Linked DNA regions of Homo sapiens: region 1 is linked to region 2. Evidence: chromatin contacts called from ENCODE Hi-C or POLR2A ChIA-PET data. All regions are on one chromosome and are shown on one strand. Each heading gives the region's core, a stretch centred on a gene start or an enhancer-like site at or near the end of the contact. The rest is flanking DNA. Distances are from core to core; before and after follow the strand shown. Region 1 has its middle 82 kb from the start of GPM6B. Region 2 holds the start of PIGA (phosphatidylinositol glycan anchor biosynthesis class A).

Region 1 (3,997 bases), core at 147-2,646, 1.4 Mb before region 2:
TGAGAGTAAAATTATACTTGACAGAAAAAAAGCTCTCAAACAACCCTTCTTCAGATGAGCTACTTTTATCTCTTGCTACTGTTTTAAATTATTCATATACAAACTGACTATATTAACACATTAAATAATCCAGATGCTGCCACATGTACATCCCATGAAACAGGAATGGTTTGTTAATAAGCATACCTAGATCTACGCATCAATCTATCTGTTACTCTCTGGAGGGGAAAATCCTCCACAGTGAATTCTTGATTATTTCTGTTGTTTGAAAGAATCTTCAATCTGTGGATAATATTGCACTACTTCCCTACCCAGCTGCAAGTCATATTCAGAAGGCCAAAGGAATGTCCCAAGTTTGTTCCAAAAATGTCCAGATGGGCTCGCTCGAACACCACTCCAATAAACAGTGCCAGCCAGGCGTACACAGCCTGGTCAGCCCACCCAATTCCTGCCCAATAAGGGACAGGCATTCCCATCCTTCAACCAGCAGGGTCTCCTTTGCTACATGTAAATCTCCTCTGACAGCTCATGACTCCAAAAGTGTTTTCCTTTTAATCTGCTTAACTGCATTTCTTTATATTACAATTAACTTACTTCCCCATATCAGTTAGAGTAATCTATTAATGTCAACTGCAGAGCTTGACCACTACAAACTATTTGGGGCTATCACATTGAATTGAATATCACTCTTGCCAAGGAGAGAGGGTATCTGTATTTGTCCATGCTGCTTTACTGGGAGTAAGTGTGTGATTTCCTTTAGGCAAGGGTTTCCAACCTCAGCACAATGGATATTCTGGGCCAGATAATTCTTTCTGATGGGGGCTGTCCTGTGAATTGTAGACTATTTAGCAGCATCCCTGGCCTCCACCCACTAGATGTCAGTAGCATCCTCTAGTTATAACGACCAAAAATGTCTGCAAGACATTGCCAAATGGCCCCTGGGGAACAAATCGCTTCTGAGTGAGAACCACTGCTTTCGGCTTTCTGAAATTCTTAAAATAGTTTGAGAGCTAGTTTTAATTGCCTCTGTGTATTCTTAGGCTACTGCTGCTCAAAGTATGGTTCTGGGACCAAGCAGTGGCTGTATTACCTGGGAGTTTGTCAGAAATGCAGAATCCCAGGCCTACTTGAATGAGAATCTGCAATTTAACAAGATTCATGGGTGATGCCAATGCACATTAAAGTGTGAGCAGCACTAATCACCTTGGTTGGAATCTATAATTTAGTATCTTAGAAAGATGATGATTTGGAGCGAAAGGTGCCAACTAGGGCTGACAAGCCAGAATCATGTGTCATTCAACCATTGATTTCTTTCCATTTATGTTTGGTTTGATGTGTGCTCTTTATTTCTTTATATAGAGAAACTGGAAGAAGGGAAATCATGTGCTACCTCTGAGGCCTCGCTTTCTCACAGAGCTTAGCTCTATGTGAGTCACCTGGCTGTGTCATCCTGTCGGGCTCATCATAAGATACTAGGAATCACAGCCCAGACAAGGGGGCTTGTCTTCACAAACTCAGGTATATGCTTCTAAGGTAGCATGATACTAATTTTAAAAGCGGATCTACATATTAAAAATAACTGAAGATACAGAACATGCCTTTTCAACACAGGCAAGATCACCCCAATAGGATGAAAATGACTTCTTGAGGGGCAAAAACAACTTTACTCTTTAATGCATATAAAGCACAAATATACACACAGCACATAGACAGATATGCAGTGTATCTGGGGTGTTAAGACTGCATAGGGGCTGGGCATGGTGGCTCATGCCTGTAATCCCAGCTCTTTGGGAGGCTGAGGTGGGCAGATCACTTGAGCTCAGGAGTTCAAGACCAGCCTGACCAACATGGTGAAACCCCATCTCTACTAAAAATACAAAAATTAGCCATGCGTGGTGGTGGGCGCCTGTAATCCCAGCTACTCAGGAGGCTGAGACAGGAGAATCACTTGAACCCAAGAGGTAGAGGTTGCAGTGAGCCGAGATGGTGCCACTCCAGCCTGGATGACAGAGCGAGACTCTGTCTCAAAAAAAAAAAAAAAAAAAAAAAAAAGATTGCATAGGGAGGCAATTAGGAAAAAAAATGCTTAAAAAGTCTCCCAGGTTGTGGGGTGATAAAAAATTAAAAGGTTGAAAAAAATGGATACAAAAATGTAGCCTGGGTAAATGGATGGATTGTCAGCAGCAACCCACAGGAACCCACTAGTAGTCTATTTGTGTCAGAAGACAGAAACACGCAAGTATGGAATGGGAAAGACGATGAACAACAAGGACCAAGAACAGTCTGGAGCCCATGTTGCTGTGATCATACCTCCAGATGGGCTGCTCCTCAGTGGTGACTCGCAGCCCAGTCACTTAGGAGCTGTACGGACATTGAGCAACTTTCACTCTCTCCATGCCAAAATTCCCTACCACCCGAACAGGTTGACATGAGAATGAAATGCAGTCATTATTGGAAGGCATCCAACAGGACCTGGCATAAAGCTAGTTTTCATGAAATGTTAGCTCTTTTCCCATTAATCATCCTCTCCAGTTGTAAGATTTTAAAATGTCATTAATTTTGTTCCTTGAGCAAATCTACGCCTTCTTGTGTGGATTCTGAATAAATCATAAGTAGAACTTCATTATATGATAAAGTATTTGTAAATAGATGAGACTGTCTTATCCTGAAAATAACTCATTTAATAGAGTGAAGTTAGATGGAAGGTTTAGTCCAAAAGCTTCACACAGTCACTTGTTCGGTAATGCCTCATAGGTGGTCCTAAAAATCATCACTCTTTGCAAAATGCACAATAAAAAACACAGGGCTTATGGGAAAAATGGGGTTAGGAAAGCAACACTCAAAAATTTAATCAGTGACATTTACAAAAAGATTGCAACCTAATAAAAATAGTAGCACCATTTTACACACATTAAATAGTTAAGAAATACATAAACACAACAATAAATGTGTCACTTCGCCTAGAAAAAGGCCTGAAGTTGGCTGTGGGGTGGGTGTCGGAAGGGCTGCGGTTGGTGAGTTACTGGGAAGGGCTGGAGGGAGGGTTACCCGAAATTGGAGGGACAGTCATAACACCAGGTATGGACAGGTGTGGCTCTTAACACGCGGGGTAAACTGAGGTAGCTGTAGACATATGAGGTTGTGCCACGTGCGTGTTTTGTGTATTCTGACGTCATGTAGTTCAGGTGGGCGCAGTTTTCTGCATTCACCTAATGTTTCAGCAAGAAAAAATGGTATTAAGCAAATCCAAGATTCTGATTATGCACACATTGTTCATGGTTTCAAAGCAAGCATTACAGGAGAACTATCTGCCTGCTATATTCCAAAGCTGCTTAACTTTTAAATCTTGGATAGTCTCTAAAAAAAGCGGGATCTATTTTCTAAAGGATGTTTTAATTCAGAATCAGACCCATCAACTATAGTCTCAAGCCTGCAAACGGAACTCTCTAGCCCATTTTTCTCTGACAAGGCTTCCAACTAATAACATTTCACATCATTCCTGAGTTTCCATAGAGTTCAAGTATTTACAAAAGTCACACAACATGGTGAACGCAGGAGGAAGCTGCAGAGATGGTTCTAGACTTACAGAGAGGAGGCTATATGCAAACCCCTGTATGACTTGCAATGTCCCTTTGCCTCTCTGAGCCTCATTTATAAGATTGTTTTGAGGATCAGATAGCATATCTTGAAATTATCTGGGCCAATATTTGAAAAATATTAGTTGAATGTAAATCTGAACATAGACTGACTCACAATCATGAAGAAAGCATAATCCTTCTCTTTCTAAGAGGTAAGGAGCACTGAATTGGAAACATCCACTACTGCCTCGGCATAAATGGTCAAGTGGTCACTGAGGCAGCTAAAAAAATGCAGAGAAAATAGAAAATAAGCATCCCAAACACTAAGCTAGTTACAGACACAGGAAGATGTGAGGGAAAGCAGCCGCTTCTCCTAATTCAGAGAGAATTTCATTTTCTCCCTCAAGGTTTCATCTGCT
Region 2 (4,034 bases), core at 566-3,065:
AAACAGAAACACAAAAACCAAAGAGGGTGATTATGTAACTGCTCCCTTCACTTTTTAAACTTTTCTATCAGTTATGCAGGCCTTTCAAACTCAATGAGTGTCCCTCCCTTCAGTGCGGTGTCTAAAGATAAAGGCTAAACTAGAGATGGGCTGTATCTGGGACCATTTTCTCAATTTAAAGTGCGAAATGTTTATCTCAGGGGTCCCCTAAAGCTTTATTAATGTGAAATGCCCACTCAATATTTAGTACTACTGTACATTCTTAGACACTTAAAGCTAAAAAGAATCTTGGATATCTAGTCAAAATCTTCCTCAGCTTTACAAATGAGATTTCCAAGGCTCCAGAAAACAAACAACTATACAATGAGAAGCCATCCTAAAGCTCTGAGTTTCCGGTTTCACCTGCAAACTCAGAAAATGCCAATTAACTGTATGTGCAAAGGCTTAACTGTCTAGTCTCTCCAACAAATTCATCTACTTTTTTTTTTTTTTTTTTTTTTTGAGACGGAGTCTCACTCTGTTGCCCAGGCTAGTGTGCAGTGGAGCGATCTCGTCTCACTGCAGCCTCTGCCTCCCGAGTTCAAGCGATTCTCCCACTTCAGCCTCCTGAATAGCTGGAATTACAGGCGCACACCACAAGCCCAGCTAATTTTTGTATTTTTAGTAGAGACGGGGTTTCATCATGTTGGCCAGGCTGGTCTCGAACCCCTGACCTCAGGTGATCCACCAGCCTCGGCCTCCCAAAGTGCTGGGATTACAGGTGTGAGCCACCGTGCCCGGCCTCATCTACATTTTAAATATACTCTCGGAAAGACCCCAGAAGTGTTTGTTGACTGAGTTTACTAATTAAGATTCAATATTACCAAATATTGAAATTCCCCAAGTTTGTACTTTTAGGTGGCTTAACTAACATTTTCTTACTGTGGTCACCTAAACCCGAACTTCCAGTTCTACCAGTTTTAAAAGATGAACGATAGCAAAAACAGTGAGTAATGAACCAAATGATATCATTTAAAATGTTGTCATTAGCCTGCAACGTTCTGTGAGGAGTCTGCCCACTTCCGCCAGGTTTTCAGTCCAAACATCTTTGACATAAAAGTTCATTATGCTGCACAATCGCAGAATCTTAGCTCTTAAAGCCGAAATGAGGCTTGGAGCTCTAGTGAATACCTCTCTCGTTTTACAAATGAGAACCCAGACAAGTTGAGTGATTTGTCCAAGGTTCCCACCCAGCCACTTAAAGTGGCAAAGACATTACCGTAAAATTCTCGACCACGACCAACGAGCCCTGGGCAATCATTAGCAGTAGAGGTTCCTGAAGAACCTTAGGGAGACCTGGCAGGAGTTGTGGGTCAAGAGAATGGTACTTCCACCGACAATTCCTGGGCACTGTCTGAGCTTCATTCCCTGATTCCCTGAGAGGTCGCTGGGGAAACGCTCGGGCCAAGGAGGGGATACCCCTGCTCAGACAGCGACCCCGCTGGGTTCATGGCGGGGATGGCCAGGCCCAAAGAGAGAAAGAAAACAACCAAAGAGTGGACGTTGGTCTCAGGCCCGGGGTTCCGGAGACCCCAGTCCCTCGACCCACCCGCCTGAGCCAAGGAACCCAGCGCGTCCGCCCTAAACGCACCCTCAGCCCCAACCTACTCTGGAGACCCTCCGACCCAACTTCCGGGCTTCGAACCGGGTCGGTTTCACCCCCTCCACCACCCGCCACGATCCCACGCGCGCAGAACAGCCCCATCCGAAAGCGGCCCAGAGCGCTGGAGAGGGGCGGCGCGACGCGCACTCACCGGTGAGTTCCATGGCCGCCAGTGTCCGGACCTCCCGCGGCTGCAGCCGGAGTCCCTCCCTGCTGTTCCGCAGCACCAATCTAGGGCGTCCGCGCCCAAGGGCCGCGCCCCCGAGGCAGCCAATCACAAAGAGGCGCTGAGGTCACGTCCGAGAGAGACGCTCTGTCGTCCCCACCCTTAAGCGCGAGATGTAACGTCAGCGCGCGCCTGCGCCCGTCTCCTAGAAGCGGCCGACGGTAGGGTGGGTGCTCACCCTGGTTTCCTGGTTACAGCGTCTCTATTCCGGACGCCAGTTCTCTGCGCGCTTGCTTCTGATTGGAGAGACTTTTTGTTTGTAATCAGCTGTGCCACGGCAAAACCGTGCCGGTTCTTACCGCTCTGGGACGTTTGCCAGATAAATAAATAAAAATACACAAAAAGTCAAAACAGATGAAACTATGAAGTTTTAATTTCAGATAAAGCACAAATGATGTTTAATACAAGCATGTACCAAATATTGGGGACTTCACTACACATTCGTTTTTTATCGGACATGTAAATTTAACTAGACATCCTGTTATTTATATGGCAATTCTACACTCTGAGGGAAACATACGAGGTCTGATCTGAAATATCAACTCCCACTCGACTGGTTCAACTAGTTACGATGGTGCTTGACTAGGAAGCTAAAGAATCAGTGAGAGTGGTATGACGGTCATCCATGCGTCACAGCTGGTACTTGGAATCCCCCATCCCTGCCATACGTGCGTTTTCGAGAAGAAATTCCTTTCTGAGTACCATCACAGCCACCGTTACTGGCACCCATTTTATTAAGCCTAGTGTAAGCCTATTCATCCCTGAAAATGTCTGCTCCTTTCTGATGCTTTCCCCAAGCCTCCAGAGAATGAAATACTCTCACTTTTTAATTTTAATAGTACTTTGGCCACATGCTGGCCAAAGTATAACATTTATCAGATGATATTCAAGTTGTTTGCCTGATTGCATTCTCCCTCCTCACCCTGATCCTTGATTACTTGTCTCTTGAGATCTCACATGGACTTCTTTCTGAAAACGGAAATTGTATTTGCTTGTTAAATGTCTGCCTTCCCTGCCAGATAGTAAACTGAGGCAGGATCTGTTCTTGGTAATGGATGTTGAGGAAGTTTTAGTTTAATACATGAATTTCTTTACCCAATGTCAGCACACTCCCTGACACATATTAGATGCTCACAATAAAATGTATTGACAGTATTTCGTGGAGTGTACCTTATACAAATTACAGTGCAATAACATCATTGAAAGAGCATTTTAGTTGTGAGATTTGAAGCGAATTAATGAGTTGATGAGTAAGACTAGAGTAGCAATCGATACTTTGCCCTGTGTTAATATTGATGAAGCATCGGAGAATTACAGTGATGAAGACTCAAGGACACTTAATTAAGCTTTATAATTTGTAGTTGGTTTCACAGATAACAGCGACATTACCAGATAGGTACAGCATTTGGCCTCCTTTCCATTTTTGTAATAGGTTTTAAGACAAAGAGTGGGGGTAGAAATCCTGGAAGGTATAAATGAGGGTTAAGCCTCACTTATTGAGCCCCTGGTTTGCCCCTGCCATAGTTCTGATCACAGTACACGTTTGAAATTCCACCATGAATCTTTTTTCAAAATATAACAAATATTTCTTATTTTTATCATCAAACATTTACTGGATGTCTGCTCTGTAAAAGGCCTTGTGGGGAATACAAGAAATATTAAGCATAGTCCCTGTGTTTCAACAGCTTTTTATTTTTTCTAGCTTTTCCTGTACATGTTATCAATAGTCAAAAGAAATCCACCTTTCTTAAAAGGTTCTTTGTGTTTCAAATATAGAATAGGCTGACCTTTATAAATAGATATTAATAGAGGCACACTGTTGCTGAGTCTCTGTGGGGGAGGGCGTTGAGGAGCCTGCAGGCTGTTCCAACAAAGTCTGAAAACATTGAACATTTATTTAAAGCTCCAGCTTCTGTCCTAGGCACTGAGCATTAAAAGATAAATAAATCATGATTCCGACTCCCAAGGGTTCATAATCTCACCTGGGTACATGACTTCATTTATAGTCAGTTAAGTAAAGGTCTCCATTTAAGGCTATATTCTAAAAAGTCAAAAGAAATTTGTAGTAGCAAGATTAAGATATAAATCTGGAGATGATTCTAATTATGGTGTCCTGCCTTAATGTATGGTCTCAAGGTATGTCTTGAGAGAATTTTCTCCGGAACC

Evidence for each region. A loop is a pair of places that touch in the nucleus more often than their neighbours do. ChIA-PET counts read pairs that join two places held with the same protein, here RNA polymerase II (POLR2A). Pooled maps may share reads with other maps.
Region 1: a loop to region 2 is called in a pooled map, with 5 times the contacts of the local background. The contact joins the enhancer-like site here to the promoter of PIGA in region 2. A Hi-C loop is called at or near these places in 1 of 50 pooled maps. POLR2A ChIA-PET finds 5 or more read pairs at or near these places in 2 of 52 experiments (A549 and activated CD4-positive, alpha-beta T cell).

What each region holds. Positions count from the first base shown.
Region 1 is chrX:13,897,380-13,901,376 of GRCh38, forward strand. It overlaps a transcript of GPM6B not described here. Among named protein-coding and RNA genes, the nearest start is that of GPM6B, 82 kb to the left of the region's middle. Within about 2 kb of position 1,397, at least 3 of the 41 ENCODE cell types and tissues checked have a DNase peak (open chromatin) inside an H3K27ac peak, as active enhancers do.
Region 2 is chrX:15,333,708-15,337,741 of GRCh38, forward strand. It overlaps PIGA (phosphatidylinositol glycan anchor biosynthesis class A), which reads right to left and starts at 1,816. Exons shown (of 6, transcript NM_002641.4): 1 at 1,794-1,816. RefSeq lists enhancers at 1,568-1,617, 1,668-1,747.